Linked DNA regions of Homo sapiens: region 1 is linked to region 2. Evidence: read pairs that join two places in POLR2A ChIA-PET (ENCODE). Cell type or tissue: B cell. All regions are shown on one strand. Links, peaks and the distances in the headings refer to the core of each region. The heading gives the core; the rest is flanking DNA. Region 1 has its middle 36 kb from the start of TERB2. Region 2 overlaps PATL2 (PAT1 homolog 2).

Region 1 (4,392 bases), core at 121-4,120, 250 kb after region 2:
CAGGTTGAAATTATACTTTTAAAATTCTGACTAATTTTTTAAGTTTTTTAAAATTTGTTTTTGTGTTACACTGTTATGTCTTTGTGAAAAATCAGACTGTTTCTTTATCCAGCAATAATACATAAAACAGCACTGTTACATGTCCAAATGTAGGCATATGTCCTTATCTATGGCTGATTTTAATATTTATCATTGCTCTTCTTTTTTTTTTTTTGAGACGAAGTTTCGCTCTGTCGCCCAGGTTGGAGTGCAGTGGCGCGATCTTGGCTCACTGCAACCTCCGCCTCCTGGGGTCACGCCTTCTCCTGCCTCAGCCTCCCGAGTAGCTGGGACTACAGGCGTCCGCAACCACGCCCGGATAATTTTTTGTATTTTTAGTAGAGGCGGGGTTTCACCGTGTTAGCCAGGATAGTCTCGATCTCCTGACCTCGTGATCTGCCCGCCTCGGCCTCCCAAAGTGCTGGGATTACAGGCGTGAGCCACCGCGCCCAGCCGGAATACTTTCATTTATTAACAAATGATATGACTAGGCACCCTGAAGAGCCAAGATGATCGATTAAAATATTCTTAGAATGTTAAGGAATTCCAAATGGGTAGATATAAGACCAATACTCTCAATTCAATAACTCAGAGTGGCTGCTTTCGCTCGCAAAGTGGAGGTATCTTCAAGGAAATCGGAACCCGTGGTGATCCCTGGCAACCCGATCTGTTTTTGGCTGTTTCTAAACATTAAGGAATGGAAACTCCATGGCGGCCCTAAGTAGCCTGGTTTCAGGCTCTCATGGATGCACTGATAGAAGGTGATACCTGTATGCTAAATTATGAGAAAACCACAGCAACTCCAATTTCAACATATTGAGGAGATGCTTCTGTTGCTTCCCAATTTGCCCATATGAAGACATCAAAAAAGGACTTAAGGATTCAGAGAAAGAGAAATCTTATGATAAAGAAAAGAATTAGATTTTTGGAAGAAAAGCTTATAGGAGCTCAATTAGATGAAGAAACAAGTTTTGTGGAATAGCAACAAGTAAATAAGGCCTATTATGCATATTGAAAGATTTGTGGCCCGGCGCGGTGGCTCACACCTGTAATCCCAGCACTTTAGGAGGCTGAGGCGGGCGGATCACAAGATCAGGAGATCGAGACCATCCTGGCTAACACAGTGATACCCCATCTCTACTAAAAACATAAAAAATTAGCCGGCATGGTGGCAGGCGCCTGTAGTCCCAGCTACTCGGGAGGCTGAGGCAGGAGGATGGCGTGAACCCGGAAGGCGGAGCTTGTAGTGAGCCGAGATTGCCCACTGCACTCCAGCCTGGGTGACAGGGTGAGACTCTGTCTCAAAAAAAAAAAAAAAAAAGAAAGAAAGATTTGCATTGATAGACATGATTTAAAGAGCAAATTGGATAAAATGAGTAAACACAACTCTGAATCTTTAAAAGTATTGAATAAACAGATGCAATCTAAAGAAGTAGAACTCTAGCTAAGGACAGAGGTGGAAACTCAGCTGGTGATGAGGAATTTCAATCCACCTTCATCAAACTGGGAGGTGGAAATGTTAAGCTGTAACCTGAAGATCCAAGGTTTGGAACAAGAGCTGATGAGGAAAGAATATAACGATCTCAAAATAGAACTACTCAAAAACCAAACAAACCTATCTGTATGAGGAAGACAATCTTGAAGAGCAGAGATCTCTGAAGAGTAAGAACTTCAAGTGATAATACACAGAATGTATACTGGCAACTGAAGAGATAAATGTCTAATTTATATCTGGTGACTCAAGTGCTAGCTGAACTATTAAGAAAACTGGAAACCCCAACTGCAATCAAGAAAGCCTGCACCTCAGTAAGATGCATTGAAGACCCTTGGAAAGACAGCACAAAACTGCACATGATGAATTTTACTGCAACATACACAAGACATCCCCTTCCCTGACCAAATGGCAAAGTTCTTTTTTATACTACATCTTCCCCTTTACCAGGAGATATAAAGGTTTTATCAGAGAAAGCAGTCCTCCAATCACGGACAGATAATGAGAGAGCCATTCCTAATGAGGGCACACACTCTTATGGCAGAAATTCTCTGGAAGATCATTTTGAGTATTCCCAATCCCTCCTGACTCAAGTGAGACAGCATTTAGGAAAATTAAAAGTAAAATTTTGCCTTTTAACAAATGTGCCACTACTGCATTACTTGGATCAACATAGTCAAAATTTCCTTTATAAGACTTAACTCTGAAGAGATTCATCATTTGATCAAAAGGACACTGTCTCTCAGTGGTTCTCTCAAGAAATTCTTAACAAACTAAACGTAGATTTTGATTAAAATTTTGTAGAGTTCTTTAGTATATGCATTTGAACATACTGTATGATATTATGTAGTTTATTTCCAGTATGAAAGAATACCCTCCAGCTCCATATTCTAAGAAACAGATATATGCTACTAATTTTTTTTTTTTTTGATACATGGCCTCACTCTTTCACCTTGGTTGAAGCACAGTGGAATGACCATAGATAGCTCACTGCAAACCTCAACTCCTGGGCTTAAGCAATCCTCCTGCCCCAGCCTCCCAAGTAGCTAGGACTACAGGAGTACACCATTACATCCAGTTAATTTTTTTTTTAATCTTTTGTATAGACTGGGTCTCTCTATATTGCTCCGACTGGTCTCGAACTCCTGGCCCCAAGCTATCCTCATGCCTCAGCCTTCCAAAGTGCTGGGATGACAGGTGTGAGCCACCATGCCTGGCCTGCTACCATACTAATTAATAAATACCTTGGGCCCAGAAGTTCAAGACCAGCCTCAGCAACATAGTGAGATGCCATCTTGACAAAAAATAATTTAATTAGGCTGGGTGAATTGGGGCACACCTGTAATCCTAGCACTTTGGGAGGCCTAGGAGGGTGGATTGCTTGAGGCCAGGAGTTTGAGACCAGCCTGGCCAACATGGCAAAAACATGTTTCCATTAAAAATACCAAAAAAAGTTGTCCAGGCGTGGTGGTACACACCTGTAGTCCCAGCTACTCAGGAGGCTGAGGCACAAAAATTGTTTGAACCCAGGAGGTAGAAGTTGAGAGGTTACGGTGAGCCAAGATTGTGCCACTGTACTCCAGCCTGGGTGACAGAGCGAGACCCTGTATCAAAAAAAAAATTTTTTTTTTTTTTGTTAATTAGCCAGGCGTGGTGGCCCACATCTGCGGTCCTAGCTACTCAGCAGGCTGAGGTGGGAGGATTGCTTGAGCCCGGGAGTTCCAGGTTGCAGTGAGCATATGATCATGCTACCTCACTGCAGCTTGGGTGACACAGCAAGATCCTGTCTCTCTCTCTCTCTCTCTCTCACACACACACACACACACACACACACACACAAATTAAGTAAATAAATAAATAAACATAAGGTGTTTAAGAAAGAAGAAAAACGCCTCTTTATACCATAATTTCCACATCTGAGAATTTACATGAAGAAAACTATCAAAAAAGTAGAGCAAGATTTACTTTTAAAAAGATGTTCATGGAGGTGTCATAAAAGTAATAAATTCTAGGCCAGGTGTGGTGGCTCATGCCTGTAATCCTAGTGGCATTTTGGGAGGCTGAGGAGGGAGGATCTCTCGCTTCAACCTGGGAGGTTGAGGCTGCAGTGAACTGAAATAACGTCACTGCACCCAGCCCTGGGGGTCAGAGTGAGCTTTTGTCTCAAAAAAAAAAAAAAAAAAGGTTAAACAAACAAAATGAAATGCCATATGCTGCCAGTACACATCATAATATCAAATAAGATTTTTCGGCCAGCCACAGGTGGTTTATGCCTGTAATCCCGCCACTTTGGGAGGCTGAAGCAGGTAGATCACTTGAGGCCAGGAATTTGAGACCAGCCTGGAAAACACGGCCAAACCCCATCTCTACTAAAAATACAAACAATTAGCTGGTGTGGTGGGGTGGCATAGTCCCAGCTGCTCGAGAGGCCGAGGCATGAGAATTGGTTGAACCCGGGAGGCAGAGGTTGCAGTGAGCCGAGATCACGCCACTGCACTCCAGCCTGGGCAACAGACTAAGATTCTGTCTCAATTAAAAACAAAAAACGAAGGTTATCACTGGGAGAGGATTTGGGAGAAATTAGGATTTTATACTAATTCTGTACTGCCTGATTTTTCATACATCAAGTTTGTATGATGTAAAAAAAATCAACGTCCCTAGTACTATGCTAACAAATGCTTCAGCAGGTAAATTGAGGGTATATTTTATCTGTGTTCACACTGCACCCTCTGGTGTTTCCACAGAGAAAAGGCTCTAAGTAGACACCTACCTAGGGTTTATTCATATCCTTTGTCCATTTCTGTTGTTTTTGGATTGGACATATTTTTCCCAGATTTCTAATACCTCTTTGTATATTAAGG
Region 2 (4,392 bases), core at 330-4,329:
CCCAACACTGACACCTTCGGTACCTACTTGTCCTAGGAATCCTTCTCTAAGAAAAGTAGATAGGGGCTCAACATTTATCAGGGCGTCCTAATCTTTTACTCAGACCTCCTCAGCACACTGACACCTGTGCAACCATACACCTGTTGCTTTTTGTTCGTCATACCTGAAGATGATCCACTGTTCCTATAATAGTTCTGTAACTTCCTTGCCTGAGGGTGGCAAGGCCAGCATCCCTCGCTGTGCCCAGCACCTTCTCTGGCATCTCTGGGGCATGTGGGGACTGGAGGGGAGGAATGACCCCTAACCTATTCAGGAGACCATCCTCTTCTCCACTCAATGCCACAGTACCTGATCAGCCACATCCCTCCGGACCAGGAGGGGCAGATGGTGGGTGATAGCCAAAAGAATGGTAACAGCCTGATCCTGGGGCAGGAAGGGGAGCAGCCGGGCCACCAGGGCCTTCCCCTTCCTCACAGAGAGCACCTGCAGGAAGCCATCTGCTGCCTCTCTGCAAGGGAGAGAGGAGAACATTTTCAGAGCTCTGCATAGAGGAGAGGGCTACATGCCACAAAGGAGAGGCAGAAGCAAGACCAGTGTCTTTGCTGCTCCTTCCCTTCCTGGGCTGAGGTGGAACCCTCCCACACTCACTCCAGGTTGTTCTGCTCCTGGGTCTTTAAGGTCTGGAAGAGCTTCTCAACCTGGTTGCTTTGCTGCTCAGAAAAGCAGGGCGGTGGAGGCCTATACTTCCAGCCTTCCTCTATTTCTAGTAACTGAAGGAACATCTGGGAATTTGAGGGTGGAAAAAAGAGGTAAATTTGGGTAATATCTCATTCTCAAAGGTAGGTTTGGAACTCGTCCCTAAGGAACTGATATCTCACCTTCTCAATCCGGTATAATACCCGAAGCCTCTGACTGCTTGCAGCTTCTATATCCTAGGAGAAGGGAGTCACCAGCTATCAGCTACACTGCCACTGCCACAGCCCTAGCCCAGGCCCCCAACTAGCTAGAGATTGAGCTGGAAAGGCTAGAAACAAAGTCTGATCACACTTCTTCCTCCTTCTTCGGTCACAGTCTTAAACACAAGAATGTTCTAGACCCTTCTTCCAAAGGGGAGAGAAAAATGTCTGGGAAGATAGTGCTCCCACCTGCTCTTGAGTTCCATGGGGTACCGCATCAATAGCTCGGCGAGGGCTGAAGCATGTCGACACAGCTACCTGGCCCAGGGAACCCTCGATTCGGACCACTGCATGAGAAGAGAGGCACATTTCCTTCCCCCTCCCACACTCTGTCCACCCAGATGCCCAGCCCAAGTCAGCAGGTCAGCCCTGACCCTACCGGACTCATAAGCCTCTGCCTTCGGAATGTAAGGCGTTACCAGCTTGAGGGACTCAACCCGGTTTCTTCGTCCAAGTAGCTCTTCGTCTGCCTGCTTCTTCTCTAGCTTCTGGTAATATTCCTGAGAATGCACGGAATAGGAAACAAAAAAACAAAACACCTTATATTCATCTTTTGAATTTAGAATTAAGTTTCTCAAGTGCAGCCTCTTAAGTTTAGTTTTTTTGTGTGTGTTATAAGTTTTGTTGTTTGAGACAGCATCTCCCTCTGTCACCCAGCTGGAGTGCAGTGGCGCAATCTCTGGCTCACTGCAACCTCCCTGGCTCAAGTGATCCTCCCACTTCAGCCTCCTCAGTAGCTGGGGCCACAGGCACGTGCCACCATGCCCAGCTAATTTTTGTATTTTTTGTAGAGGTGGGATTTCACCATGTTGCTCAGGCTGGTCTTGAACTCCTGGACTCAAGCAATCAGCCCTCCTTGGCCTCCCAAAGTGCTGGGATTACAGGCGAGCCATTGTGCCCAGACAAGCACGGCCTCTTAACACTCTTTCCTACAACAATCATTCCAGAAATGATGCTGGCACCTTAGGCCCTCCTTGCAGTTATTCTAAAGTGTCTTAAGCACCCTGGGCCCCACATCACCCATCTTGGAATTCACATACCAAATACTTAAAGACCAGATACCACCACCAAGTCTGATGAAAGGTCAGAGAGCAAAGTGGAGAGCCAGTGAGCAAACCTGTTCCAGCGTCTGTAACCTTCCTGCATTCCTCATGCTCTAGTACCCACACACTGCATACCACCTGTCCTCCCCACTTCCCCATTTAATCTTGTGATCTCACCTGTGCTTTCTAAAAATCAGTTATCTGATGGTATGAAGGCCATCCAGAGGTTTAAGCACAGAACTAGCTATAGGGAAGTGTTTGTCAGTTGCCCTCTAGGCCAGTTTTATACTTCTGTGGATTTGCTCAGCAGCTCTGACATTTTCTTAAAGTTGAGAAATCCTAAACTAAAATCCACTGACAAGCCAAACAAGGATTTGAAAAAGGCTCTTTTGTTTAGAAGCAATGCCAAAAAGGCAAGAATACAAAACTATTTCACTTTCAGTGACCCTCGCAGAAAAAGGAGGGCTTTTGAAGCTTGGTGGAAAGAAAGGAAAAATACCTAATGTAAATGAGAAGGCAATAAGGATGGGGCACTGGATGGGAGGCTCCCAGATGTTGAGGTGAAAGTGAAACAGCCAGCCGGGCGCGGTTGCTCATGCCTGTAATCTCAGCACTTGGGAGGCCGAGGCGGGTGGATCACTTGAGGTCAGAAGTTCAAGACCAGCCTATCCAACATGGTGAAACCCCATCTCTACTAAAAATACAAAAATTAGCTGCGTATGGTGGTGCATGCCTGTGATCCCAGGTACTTGGGAGGCTGAGGCAGGAGAATCACCTGAACCCTGGAGGTGGAGGTGGCAGTGAGCTGAGATGGTGCCACTGCACTTCAGCCTGGATGACAGAGGGAGACTCTGTCTCAAAAAAAAAAAAAGAAAAAGAAAGATAACAGCCTAGACAACCCAAAAACTTGTGGATAAAGACTTGCCCCATAAATAAAGGCAGAAGGAAGCAGGGGAAAATGAGTAAAAATATCTGCTGTCGTTCTTTCAATTAAACAAACTGAATCCCACTATTTATAACATCCCTGTGCTTTAGATCTAAAAAGTCAAAGTAGATGAATATAACAAGACATTTCTCAGCATACACAGGTGGGAAAATCCATATTTCCTGGGTGAACAGGGAAAATTCTTAGCAAAGAGTAGAGACAAAACCCAAGTGTGTTTGGGGAACTGGAAATAATCTTAGTTGGCTGAAATGTAGGAAGATAGAGAGAAATGAGTTTGGGATGTCAATTTTAGAAATACGGCCCCCATCCTGTAGTGATTCTCTCTCCCACCTGAACAGACATGACCTCTATGAGCCGAAGAGAGGATCAGAGCGGGCCCGGGAGTCCAGGCCCATTTGACCCAAGGTCAGAGGCTGGGCTGAGTACTGCGGGGCTCACCTGGTAATAGTAGTCATCCAGGCGGGGTTTTGCACTCTGCAGCTGCACCATCTGCACTTTTATCACCCAGTCCTTCTCTTTTCTGGTCATGAGGTTAGCATAGGGGTCTGGCTGCTGAGACCAAGGCTTCTTGGCTGGGGGACTTTAAGCCAGGAGGAACAACCCTTTAGACTTACCCACCACTGGCACTTCCTAAGGAGTGTGGTGAGCAGGAAGTGGGGCTCTCTGGGAAGGATGGAGCAAGCACAGAGGTGGGCAACAGTATGAGAGTTTTAACCACCACATGGGAGATTTGAGGGAGACAACTGGTCACAAGGGGAGACCCGGCATGCAAATGGGCTCCCCTCAACCCTGCTCCTGGTCTGGGCTTTACCTTGGTGTTTGACTATGCTGCTGCTGCTGCAAGATTCGTTGGTGCCGAGGGTGGAGCTGGGTCAGATGACTGGGAAGACAAGAAGTAACGAGCTGGGTGGAAGGAAGCTCTCAGTTCTCTGCCCCCTCCATTCATTCAGCCCAGGTCAGCTCTGATGGACATCTAAGGAACCTTATCTGTTTAGGTACTTTCCCAAAGTCAGCCACATGGCACATCATAGTCCTAGACCCACAGGGTTCCCAAGCTCCTCCAACATCTATTTTCCTGCAATTTGGCTGCAGGAAATCTTGGAACAGTAGAAAACATTTTGGCCTGGTCATCAGGAGTTCTGAATAGTAGTCTCAGTTCCATCATGCTACCTGATTGCAAATAAATTTTTATTTTTAATTTTTGAGACAGTCTCCCTCTGTCATCCAGGCTGGAGTGCAGTGGCATGGTCTCAGCTCACTGCAACCTCTGGCTCCTGGGTTCAAGTGATTTTCCTGCCTCAGCCTCCCAAGTAGCTGGGATTACAGGCGCTCGCCACCACGCCTAGCTAATTTTTGTATATTTAGTGGAGACACAGTTTCACCATGTTGGCCAGGCTGGTCTCGAACTCCTGGCCTCAAGTGATCCTCCCACCTTGGCCTCCCAGAG

What was found. Peaks named below come from ENCODE experiments on the same cell type or tissue, not always from the same donor. Only the 100,000 strongest peaks of a DNase experiment are listed, where the experiment ranks them.
Region 1: POLR2A ChIA-PET joins it to region 2 with 7 read pairs; 2 of 35 experiments call an interaction of 5 or more read pairs at or near these places.

The regions. Positions count from the first base shown.
Region 1 is chr15:44,918,593-44,922,984 of GRCh38, forward strand. It overlaps the pseudogene LOC100420928 and the pseudogene LOC100129830. Among named protein-coding and RNA genes, the nearest start is that of TERB2, 36 kb to the right of the region's middle. In B cell, for the core only: no CTCF peak of the experiment used is centred there; no DNase peak of the experiment used is centred there.
Region 2 is chr15:44,668,632-44,673,023 of GRCh38, forward strand. PATL2 (PAT1 homolog 2) reads right to left here. Exons shown (of 18, transcript NM_001387263.1): 8 at 3,757-3,825; 9 at 3,384-3,525; 10 at 1,336-1,456; 11 at 1,146-1,243; 12 at 879-932; 13 at 649-782; 14 at 349-508. Among named protein-coding and RNA genes, the nearest start is that of SPG11, 7.2 kb to the left of the region's middle. RefSeq lists an enhancer at 3,741-3,810. In B cell, for the core only: no CTCF peak of the experiment used is centred there; DNase peaks (open chromatin) are centred at 557 and 2,180; H3K4me3 peaks cover 428 bases; H3K27ac peaks cover 3,884 bases.